2 separate regions of the Homo sapiens genome follow, and region 1 is linked to region 2. Evidence: read pairs that join two places in POLR2A ChIA-PET (ENCODE). Cell type or tissue: Panc1. All regions are shown on one strand.

What was found. Peaks named below come from ENCODE experiments on the same cell type or tissue, not always from the same donor. Only the 100,000 strongest peaks of a DNase experiment are listed, where the experiment ranks them.
Region 1: POLR2A ChIA-PET joins it to region 2 with 11 read pairs; 13 of 35 experiments call an interaction of 5 or more read pairs at or near these places.

Annotation. Positions count from the first base shown.
Region 1 is chr4:39,606,618-39,611,617 of GRCh38, forward strand. The region is part of intron 1 of SMIM14 (small integral membrane protein 14); the gene reads right to left. Among named protein-coding and RNA genes, the nearest start is that of SMIM14, 30 kb to the right of the region's middle. RefSeq lists enhancers at 2,864-2,963, 3,204-3,403. In Panc1, no CTCF peak of the experiment used is centred here; no DNase peak of the experiment used is centred here; H3K4me3 peaks cover 320 bases; H3K27ac peaks cover 4,393 bases.
Region 2 is chr4:39,510,257-39,515,256 of GRCh38, forward strand. UGDH (UDP-glucose 6-dehydrogenase) reads right to left here. Exons shown (of 12, transcript NM_003359.4): 3 at 3,827-3,928; 4 at 405-605; 5 at 97-294. Among named protein-coding and RNA genes, the nearest start is that of UGDH, 15 kb to the right of the region's middle. RefSeq lists enhancers at 4,753-5,000, 4,895-5,000, 4,934-5,000 and cis regulatory regions at 4,962-4,972, 5,000. In Panc1, no CTCF peak of the experiment used is centred here; a DNase peak (open chromatin) is centred at 4,945.

The sequences.
Region 1 (5,000 bases), 96 kb after region 2:
CGACAGAGCAAGACTCCGTCTCAAAAAAAAAAAAAAAAAAAGACATTGAACATGAGGCTACAAAGAATAGTGACACCTGAGAGACGGAAAAACAAATGAGATGAGCCCTATCACTGGCCCAGTTTACTGCCTCGAGGAGACTCTAGTTCCAAGTATGTGGTGGGAAAACCCAGACCAGAGCCCAGTGGTATCCCTAAGTTGGGGAGAAGAAACTAGAAGAATGACTATATTAAGGAGAGACATTAAAGATAGTAAAATCATCCAACTGGACTGGTAGAGATAAAAACAATAGTGTCCGAAATGAAAAATACACCAGATGGGTTTAACAGCATAGGAGACATTACAGAAGAAAAGATTACTGAACTTGAAGACATAATAACAGTAGCTATCAAAAATGAAATAATAGAAAAAGGGGTGGATAAACCAGTAGTCCCAGCCACTTGGGTGGTTGGGGCAGGAGGACCATTTGAGCCCAAGAGTTCAAGGCCAGCCTGAGCAACACAGTGAGAACCCATCTCTGAAAAAAATAAACAAAAACATACATAGGCCATTAGTGAGCTGTGGGACAACTTCAAATGGTCTAATATATGTGAATTGTGGACACATCCATCAAAACTTATCAAATTGTATATTTAAATGTGCATAGTTTATTGTTTATCAATTATATCTCAATAACGAGTAAAATTATGCTTATATACAGCATTAGCCATGGAAAACCATTCTGGTTAAAAGGTGGAATAGGCAGATCAATAAAACAATTCATAAATTAACTTAAAATTAAAAATTGAGTGATTAACATAAATTCACTCAAAAATATTTAGTGCTTATGCTAAGCCTATTAGAAATTTAAAAGTAGGCTGAGCATGGTGGCTCACACCTGTAATCCTAGTAGTTTGGGAGGCTGAGGCAAGAGGATCACTTGAGCTCAGGAGTTCAAGAATAGCCTGAGCAACATAGTGAGACCTCATCTCTGTAAAAATAAAAAAGAAATTTAAAGTAAGCAAAAACTGATAGTTCTTACCCTAATGGTGTTCACATTCCAGTAGTAGACACAGATACTAATCTAAATGTTTTTTAAATTATAAATACAAACTGATAAATGCTATAAAAGATAAACGAAAGAGTGAAAAGACAACTCCCAGAATGGAATATTTGCAAATCATCTGTTTGATAAAGGTTTAGTATTCACAACATATAAAGAATTTCTATAACTCAATAACAAAAGATAAGCAATTTTTAAATGGCAAAGAACTTGAACAGACATTTATTCAAAGAAAATATACAAATGGCTAATAATTATATTAAAAATGCTTAAAGTCAGTAATCATTAGGGAGATGCAAATCAAAACCACAATTAGATACCACTTCATACCTACTAGTATGGCTATAATCAAAATGGAAAATGAGTGATGTAGAAAAACTAGAACCCTCATACAACCCTCATGTAAAATGGTGGTGTGGCTGCTGTGGAAAATAGTTTGAAAGTTCCTCAAAAGTTAAACACAGATTATCATAAGACTCAACAATTCTACTCATAGGTATATACCTAAGAGATTTGAAAACATAGACTCAAGATTGGGCATGGTGGCTCACGCCTATAATCCCAGCACTTTTGAAGGCTGAGGTGGGAGGATCACTTGAGCCCAGGCAACACGGTGAGCAAGACCCTGTCTGTATTTATAAACAACAACAAAAAAGAAAACATGAACTTCAACAGATACTTGTTTACCAAATATTCAGAGCAGCATTGTTTGCAATAGACAAGAGACAGAAACAACCCAAGTGTCCATCAAGTGAAAAATGGATAAACAAAATGTGGTATACACATACAATGGGGATATTCAGCTGTAAAAAGGAATGAGGTTCTGATATGTTACAACATGAATGAACTTTGAAAACATTCATCAAACTGAAATTAGCCAGACAAAAAATAATATGCTATGATTCCATTTATATGAAATATCTAGCTAGAATAGGCAAATTCATGGAGACAGGAAGTAGAATGGTGACTTCTAGGGACTTAGGGAAGAAAGGAATGGGAAGTTACTGCTTAAAGAGTTTCTATCTGTGGTAATAAAAAAGTTTTCAAAATGATGGTGATAATTGTACAACACTGTGAATGTAATTAATGTCACCAAACTGTACACTTTAAAAATGGTTAAAACTGCAAATTTTGTTATATTTTACCCCATTAAAAACAATCACTCTGGTTGCCTAGAGCTGGGAAGTTTGCAGGGGAAATAGGGAGTGACTGCTAATGTGTATAGGATCTTTCAGGGGGGCTGAAAAAACTGTTCTATGGTGATAATCACACAACTCTGTGAATATACTAAAAGACACTGTAATGTACATTTTATTTTATTTTATGTATTGTTTTGAGATGGAGTCTTGCTCTGTCACCCTGGCTGGAGTGCAGTGTCATGATCTCGGCTCACTGAAACCTCCACCTCCCGAATTCAAGCCATTCTCCTGCCTCAGCCTCCAGACTAGCTAGGACTACAGGCGCGTGCCACCATGCCCGGCTAATTTTTTGTATTTTTTTTTAGTAGAGATAGTGTTTCACCATGTTAGCCAGGATGGTCTCGAACTCCTGACCTAGCGATCCGCCCGCCTTGGCCTCCCAAAGTGCTGGGATTAGAGGCATAAGCCACCGTGCCCGGCCTGTATTGTACATTTTAAACGGGTGCATTGTATGGTATGTAAATCATATCTCAAAAAAGCTGTTACATAAATGGTGCCTAGAGAGCATATACATGTTCTAAACTCATCCGGAGAGTCAGGGAAGATTTTACTGAAGAAATTAACTAGAAGTTGAGAGTGAAGGAATGAGTTAAATACATTAGGGAGAGGTAGAAGTAGAAGGTGTGAGACTTGGGGGTTGAGGGCATTCTAGACACAAAGGGAAAAGAAGTACAAAGGTCCTTTATGAGTAAGAGTATGACATGTTGGAGGAACTGAAAGAAAGCCACACTGTGCTAGAATCTGGATAGCAAAGTGGTTTAAAATGACACAGGAGAGGTCAGAGGGAGTCATGCCACAAAGGGTCTTTCCGGCTATGTTCATGATTAGGTCGTTACCCCAAGAGCAATGTGAAGAACAATGTGAAGCAATGTGCTTTCATCCTGGTGTGTTCTAAAAAGACCACCTCAGCTGCACGATAGAAAACTGAGAAAAGGGAAGCCACAGTAGGTAGAGGGAACCTAGTTAAAATGCTCTTTCAACAGATCAGCGACAACGGCGGGGCTCCTTGGAGAATGATATTTTAATGACAGCATATTGAATCACTGGAAGGAAGACAAATTATTTCATAAATGGTGTTAGCTCCCTCCCTATTCTCATTCCTTATGCCAAAATAAATTCTAGACGCATGAGTGATTTAACTTTTAATTTTGAGACAGTGTCTGGCTCTGTCACCCAGGTGGGAGTGCAGTGGCGCGAACACACCTCACTGCAGCCTCAACCTCCCAGGCTCAAGTGATCCTTCCCTCTCAGCCTTCCAAGTAGCTGGGACCACAGGTACACACCCCATCTTGCTAGTTTTAAATTTTCTGTAAAGACGGGGTCTCCCTATGTTGCCCAGGCTGGTCTTGAACTCTTGAGCTCAAGTGATCCTCCCTCCTCAGCCTCCCAAAGTGCTGAAATTACAGGTGTGAGCCACCGCGCCTGGTCCAATTTAACTTTTAAAAATGAAGTCACACATAAAATTAGTCAACTACAGCAACAGATTAGAACACAGTATCCACAAATTGACCCATGATTTTACTGAAATTGAAAATATGCAAAAGGTGCCATTTAAAATCATGGATTATTTAATAAATGGCAGGGTGATTGTCTTTTTTTTTAAAGTAAACTGTGACACATACATAAAGCACTGGAAGCCTGAGCAATATAGCAAGACCCCATCTCCACACACAAAAATTTTTTTTAATTAGCTGGGTGTGGTGGCGTGTACCTGTAGTTCTAACTACTCTGGAGGCTGAAGTAGGGGGATCGCTTGAGCCCAGGAGATTGAGACCATAGTGAGCTATGATCACACCACTGCACTCTAGCCTGAGTGACAGAACTAGACCTGGTCTCTTAAAAAAAAAAAAAAAACTGAAAGAACATACAACAGACTTAATATGTGAATAGCTCTGGGGAAGAGAATAAAATTTTAGGGACTAGAGTTTCGTTGTCAATTTTTACATTTCTTATGAGTATGTATTTATGCATTAAGACTTCTAAAATATAAATTTTAATTTTAAAAAGGCACACATACATAACTACAAGAAGATGACTGGGATACATATAGAATATAAGTCCAAGAAACCATGAAGGAAAGGACCAATAATTTTAACAACCAAAACCAATAAAAGTTTCTATAAAACCAAAAATACACCATAAAATGAAAATACAACAAACTTGAAAAACCATGTGCAATATCAGGGCTAGTTTCCTTAATTTACAGAGAACTCTGAAAAAATCAGTATGAAAATGGCAACCTAGAAGAAAAGTGAGCGAAGATTACATTCACAGGAAAATACAGAACCAATAAGCAAATAAAAAATGGAAGTGTAAATCAAAACAATCTTATACCTATCAGGAGATTGGTAAAATTAATTCATCCAGCCAGACACGGTGGCTCACGCCTATAATCCCAGCACTTTGGGAGGCCAAGGCAGGCAGATCACCTGAGGTCAGGAGTTCGAGACCAGCCTGGCCAACATGGCCAAACCCCGTCTCTACTAAAAATACAAAAATTAGCTGGGCATGGTGGCAGGTACCCGTAATCCCAGCTACTCAGGAGGCTGAGGCAGGAGAATTGCTTGAACTCGGGGGGTGGAGGTTGCAGTGACCCAAGATAGCACTAATTCACTCCAGCCTGAGCAACCGAGCAAGACTCCATCTCAAAAAAAAAAAAAAAACAATTAGCCAGGAATGGTGGTATGCACCTGTAATCCTAGCTACTCAGGAGGCTGACACAGGAGAATCGCTTGAACCCAGGAGGTGGAGGTTATAGT
Region 2 (5,000 bases):
TACTACTATTAAAAAAGTATCTGTGTAGTTTATCAGGCTTGAAATAAATAAATATTTGGCTTTAATTTAATGAAGAGTTGAATGCTATATACTAACCAGTTTGGAAAGCTCTGAAGACCAAGTATTAGTGGTGAGGATCTTTTCTCTGGGAACCCAGTGCTCATATACAGCACACAGGGCCTGCACAGCTCTCTGGCCCTCTGGAGTTTCATCCCCTCCAATCAGTACTCTGTCTGGGTTCTTTAGGTCCTTGATGGCTGTTCCCTCTGCCAGAAACTCAGGGTTGGACAGCACCTAGAATCCCAATGCAAAGGAAAGTTTTAAGCTAGAATTAATTATGGGCAACTTTAACACATCAGTATTTACATAAGAATAACCAGATTCTAATGCTTCATTTTTTATACCTGTAAATTCAAGTTGGGTTTTGTGTTTGCATCAAATATGCGACGGATACTTTCTGCTGCCCGCACTGGAACTGTGCTTTTCTCAGTCACAATTTTGTACCCATTTGAGTTTTGCACAATGCGTCTAGCACAAGCTTCAATATACTTCAGATCTGCTGCCCGGCCTTTCCCCATTCCATAGGTTTTTGTTGGAGTATTCACCTGATGTAAGTATATGGGATAAAGAACAGAGTGCCTGTGAGATAGGGATTTCAAGATATACCCTGAACTACTGGTTAAAGTGTGGAGTTAACAATCATCAGTAGCCCTGATTTAATCCTCTGTTAGTTCCATAGAAATAATACATTTTATAAATATAATAATCAGAAGAAATAGCTTGAAGCATCTAGAGAACTCATTCAATAAATTTTTGTTAGGAAGCTACTATCTATATGCCGGATAACTAGGGCAGGCAGATTCCAGCTAAGCCCTGAAGATACATAAATGAATGAGACGGTTATCCTAAAGGACTTCACAATCTGAAATGAAATGTAAGCCTTTTCTTATTCCCTTTCTTTATTGTACATAATATATTATTATAGTCCTTAAAAATAAGTTTTAAAGTCTTTTTTTTTTTTTTGAGATGGAGTCTTGTTCTTTGCCCAGGCTAGAGTGCAGTAGTGTAATCTCGGCTCACTGCAACCTCTGCCTCCCAGGTTCAAGCGATTCTCCTGCCTCAGCCTCCCAAGTAACTGGGACTACAGGCATGCGCCACCACACCCCACCACTTTTTTTATATTTTTAGTAGAGACAGGGTTTCATCATGTTGTCCAGGCTGGTCTCGAACTCCTGACCTCAGGTGATCTGTCCACCTCAGCATCCCAAAGTGCTGGGATTACAGGCGTGAGCCACCGCACCTGGCCTCCTTTCTTATTCCCCTATTTTTACAGTCCTATATCAACAGTCTTTTAAAATATTGCAATATCATTTACAAATGCTTTCTGAGTTCATTAAAGCTAGACATTACCTATCATCTTCAGGATATAGAATACTATGTGGACAAAGACTTGCTTTTTTTTTTTTTTTTTAAGATGGAGCCTTGCTCTGTCACCCAGGCTGGAGTGCAGTGGCGCGATCTCGGATCACTGCAATCTCTGCTTCCTGGGTTCAAGCGATTCTCCTGCCTCAGCCTCCTGAGTAGCTGGGATTACAAGTGCGCCACCACACCCGCCTAATTTTTGTATTTTTAGACGGGGTTTCACCATGTTGGCCAGGGTGGTCTCAAACTCCTGACCTCAAGTGATCTGCCTGCCTCAGCCTCCCAAAGTACTAGGATTACAGGCATGAGCCACTGCACCTGGCCAATGGGCGAAGACTTTCATTTAGAAAAAAAAAAAAAAAATCATGGGCCCAGAGTCTAGGCATTTAGTTTTGGATTACATGTAACCTTGGAGAAGTGTGGCTGCCTCTGCCTCAGTGACCTCATTGGAAAATGAGGATAGTGAGCTCTCTAAAAACTAACACATGAATGTTATAATGCTCTGACAAAAATGAAAGTGCTCTGAAAAGTCTAAAACTTAAAGGGAATAGGAATTATTTTTGAACTAATAGTAAGTAGTACTAACTCTCTTCTCTTGATGAGATTATAACCCAATGGGAGACTAAATAAAGGAATCAAGTGAAAATAAATCAAAACTTGAAGATTGAGTTGAGGTGTGAAAAGCAGGAGGAAAAAGTTGTTTACATGCATGGAACAACTTAGGGCAAGAGTTACATGTAATGGTGTACGGAAAGGCAAAGACAGCTCATGATGTAGGGTGAAACTGGCTAGAGATGGGAGATGATCAGACAGCTTCCCCTGGTAAAGGAGCTTTGAAAACAACAGTTGAAAACTGATTGCTACAAAATAATTCCTGTCTGGCATTCAAAAACAGATTATTTTTAAATGTCCTTTCTGCAGAAAATTATTCTATTACCATTCTAGGCTCTGGTCACCTAAAAATTAGACTAAGTAACTCATTGATTTTTTCCAGGTACCTAGCTACTCCAAAATATTTTCTTATTTTTTTATGCCTCCACTCTAACTTTCTGCAAGTTTAAATAGGGGATGGGTAGGTAAGTCATAAAAGCTGCATCAATTTCTCTGAAGTGATTAAGGAGGTCAAAAAGAAGAGACTGAATTTTTTTTTTTTTTTTTTTTTGAGACAGGGTCTCCTTCTGTCACCTAGGCTGGAGTGCAAGGTACAATAATGGCTCATTGCAGCCTCAACCTCCAGGGTTCAATCAATCCTCCCACCTCAGTCTCCCAAGTAGTCAGGACTACAGACATACAGCACCACGGCCAGCTAAGTAGAGACAGGGTTTCACCATGTTGCCCACGCTGGTCTCAAATTCCTATGCTCAAGCGATCCGCCTGCCTTGGCCTCCCAAAGTGCTGGGATTACAAGCATGAGCCATCATGCCCAGCTCGTAAAGATCTTAAGTCATATAACACCCTCACTCAGCTTCCAACTGGTGATAGCTATATCATTACATACAGAATATTTGAGTAGATGGTTACTAGGACAGCAAGATGTAAGTTGCTTTGGTTCAAATAGTGGTTTACTAGAGTTTAATCTCAAGTGTTGGTTCTGTTTTTTTCATTATAAAGGTAGGACAGTTCAGCCACATTATGAGGTAAAGGTGTCTGTTGGTTAGCCTGATAATCTAACCAACATATGCCAAGTTACAAACAATTAATGTAAAATTCATTTAGAGAGGAGATGCCTGTAAGTTTGCAAACTGATTTTCTTCATCTCACCTCTGCCAACCACTGGAAACAAGAAATAATGAAATAAATATGAAATATACTATCATCACATGTGCTCTCATGTTACCAGCATTTCCTAGTTCTTTTTTTTTTTTTTTTTTTTTTTTGAGACAGAGTCTCACTCTATCACCAGGCTGGAGTGCAGTGGCGCGATCTCGGCTCACTGCAACCTCTGCCTCCTTGGTTCAAGCGATTCTCCTGCCTCAGCCTCTTGAGTAGCTGGGACTGCGGGTGCACACCACCACGCCCAGCTAATTTTTGTATTCTTAGTAGAGACGGGGTTTCACCATGTTGGCCAGGATGGTCTCAATCTCTTGACCTTGTGATCTGCCCACCTTGGCCTCCCACAATGCTGGGATTACAGGCGTGAGCCACCGCACCCGCCCATTTCCTAGTTCTAAATCTCAAATTAGAACTTTGAGTTTACTTGTTCAATGACTTGTAATGACATATTTGACTAGATGATTACGGGGTTTTGTGAACTGTCAGACAAAGTGACAACCAAAATTCACCGGACAACTCTATACTAAGCAATGTTGAGGCTTAATACCAATGGATTTACTATTAAAGTATGATGAAACTTTTATATAGACAAGAATACATTAAAATTCACACAACAAAGGAAAATACTTACAGAAATAAATACAAGATCAGCTTCTTTGATGGCATCATCAATATTGGTAGAAAAAAAAAGATTTTTTCCTCGACAGGATTCTACCACTTCTTTTAGTCCTGGCTAAAAAGAAAAAAGAAAAGGAATTGTACATATAGCTTGCCAGTGATATGAGATAACCTAATAGTATAGAATTACATTTGTTAAAGGGCATGGTAATATTGTAATTTAAAGGTCTAGGTTGTGCTCAAATTACCTTTGTAGACAAGTTAAGGATCATATACCAAAGGCCATAAGTGCACATCTCATTTTTTAAATAGGGACAGGGTCTCACTCTGTCACCCAGGCTGGAGTGCAGTGGTGCAATCTCAGCTCACTGCAGCCTCCGCCTCCTGGGCTCAAATGATCCTCCCATCTCAGCCTCCCAAGTAGCTAGGACCACAGGAGCCATGAGGCCTGGCTAATTTTTGTATCTTTTTTTGGCAGAGATGGGGTTTTGGGGTTTCACTGGGTTGTCCAGGCTGGTCTCACATTCCTGGGCTCAAACAATCCTCCCATCTCAGCTTCCCAAAGTGCTGGGATTATAGGAGTGAGCCACCATGCCCAGCCCATTTATTTTATTTTATTTTATTTTTTTTTGAGACAGAGCCTCTTTCTGTCACCCAGGCTGGAGTGCAGTGGTATGATCTCGGCTCACTGCGACTTCCGTCTCCTGGGTTCAAGCAGTTCTCCTGCCTCAGCCTCCCAAGTAGCTGGGATTACAGGCATGCACCACCACACTGGGCTAATTTTGTATTTTTAGTAGAGATGGGGTTTCACCATGTTGGCTAGGATGGTCTTGAACTCCTGACCTCAGGTAATCCACCTGCCTTGGCCTCCCAAAGTTCTGGGATTACACGCACAAGCCACCACACCTGGCCTATTTTATTTTTTCATACAGGGTTTCGCTCTGTTCCCCAGGCTGGAGTGCAGTTGCGTAACAGCTCACTACAACCTTGACCTCCCAGGCTCAGGCAATCCTCCCTGCTCCTCCTCCTAAAGTGCTGGGATTATAGGAGTAAGTTACCACGCCCTGCCTCATAAGTACACTTAAGTAAATAAAGTAAAATGGAAATTGCCATTAAACTTGCTACAATCAGAAGAGCAGCTCATTTAATGCTTTGTCATTGTTTACCATGTGACTAACTCATAAGAG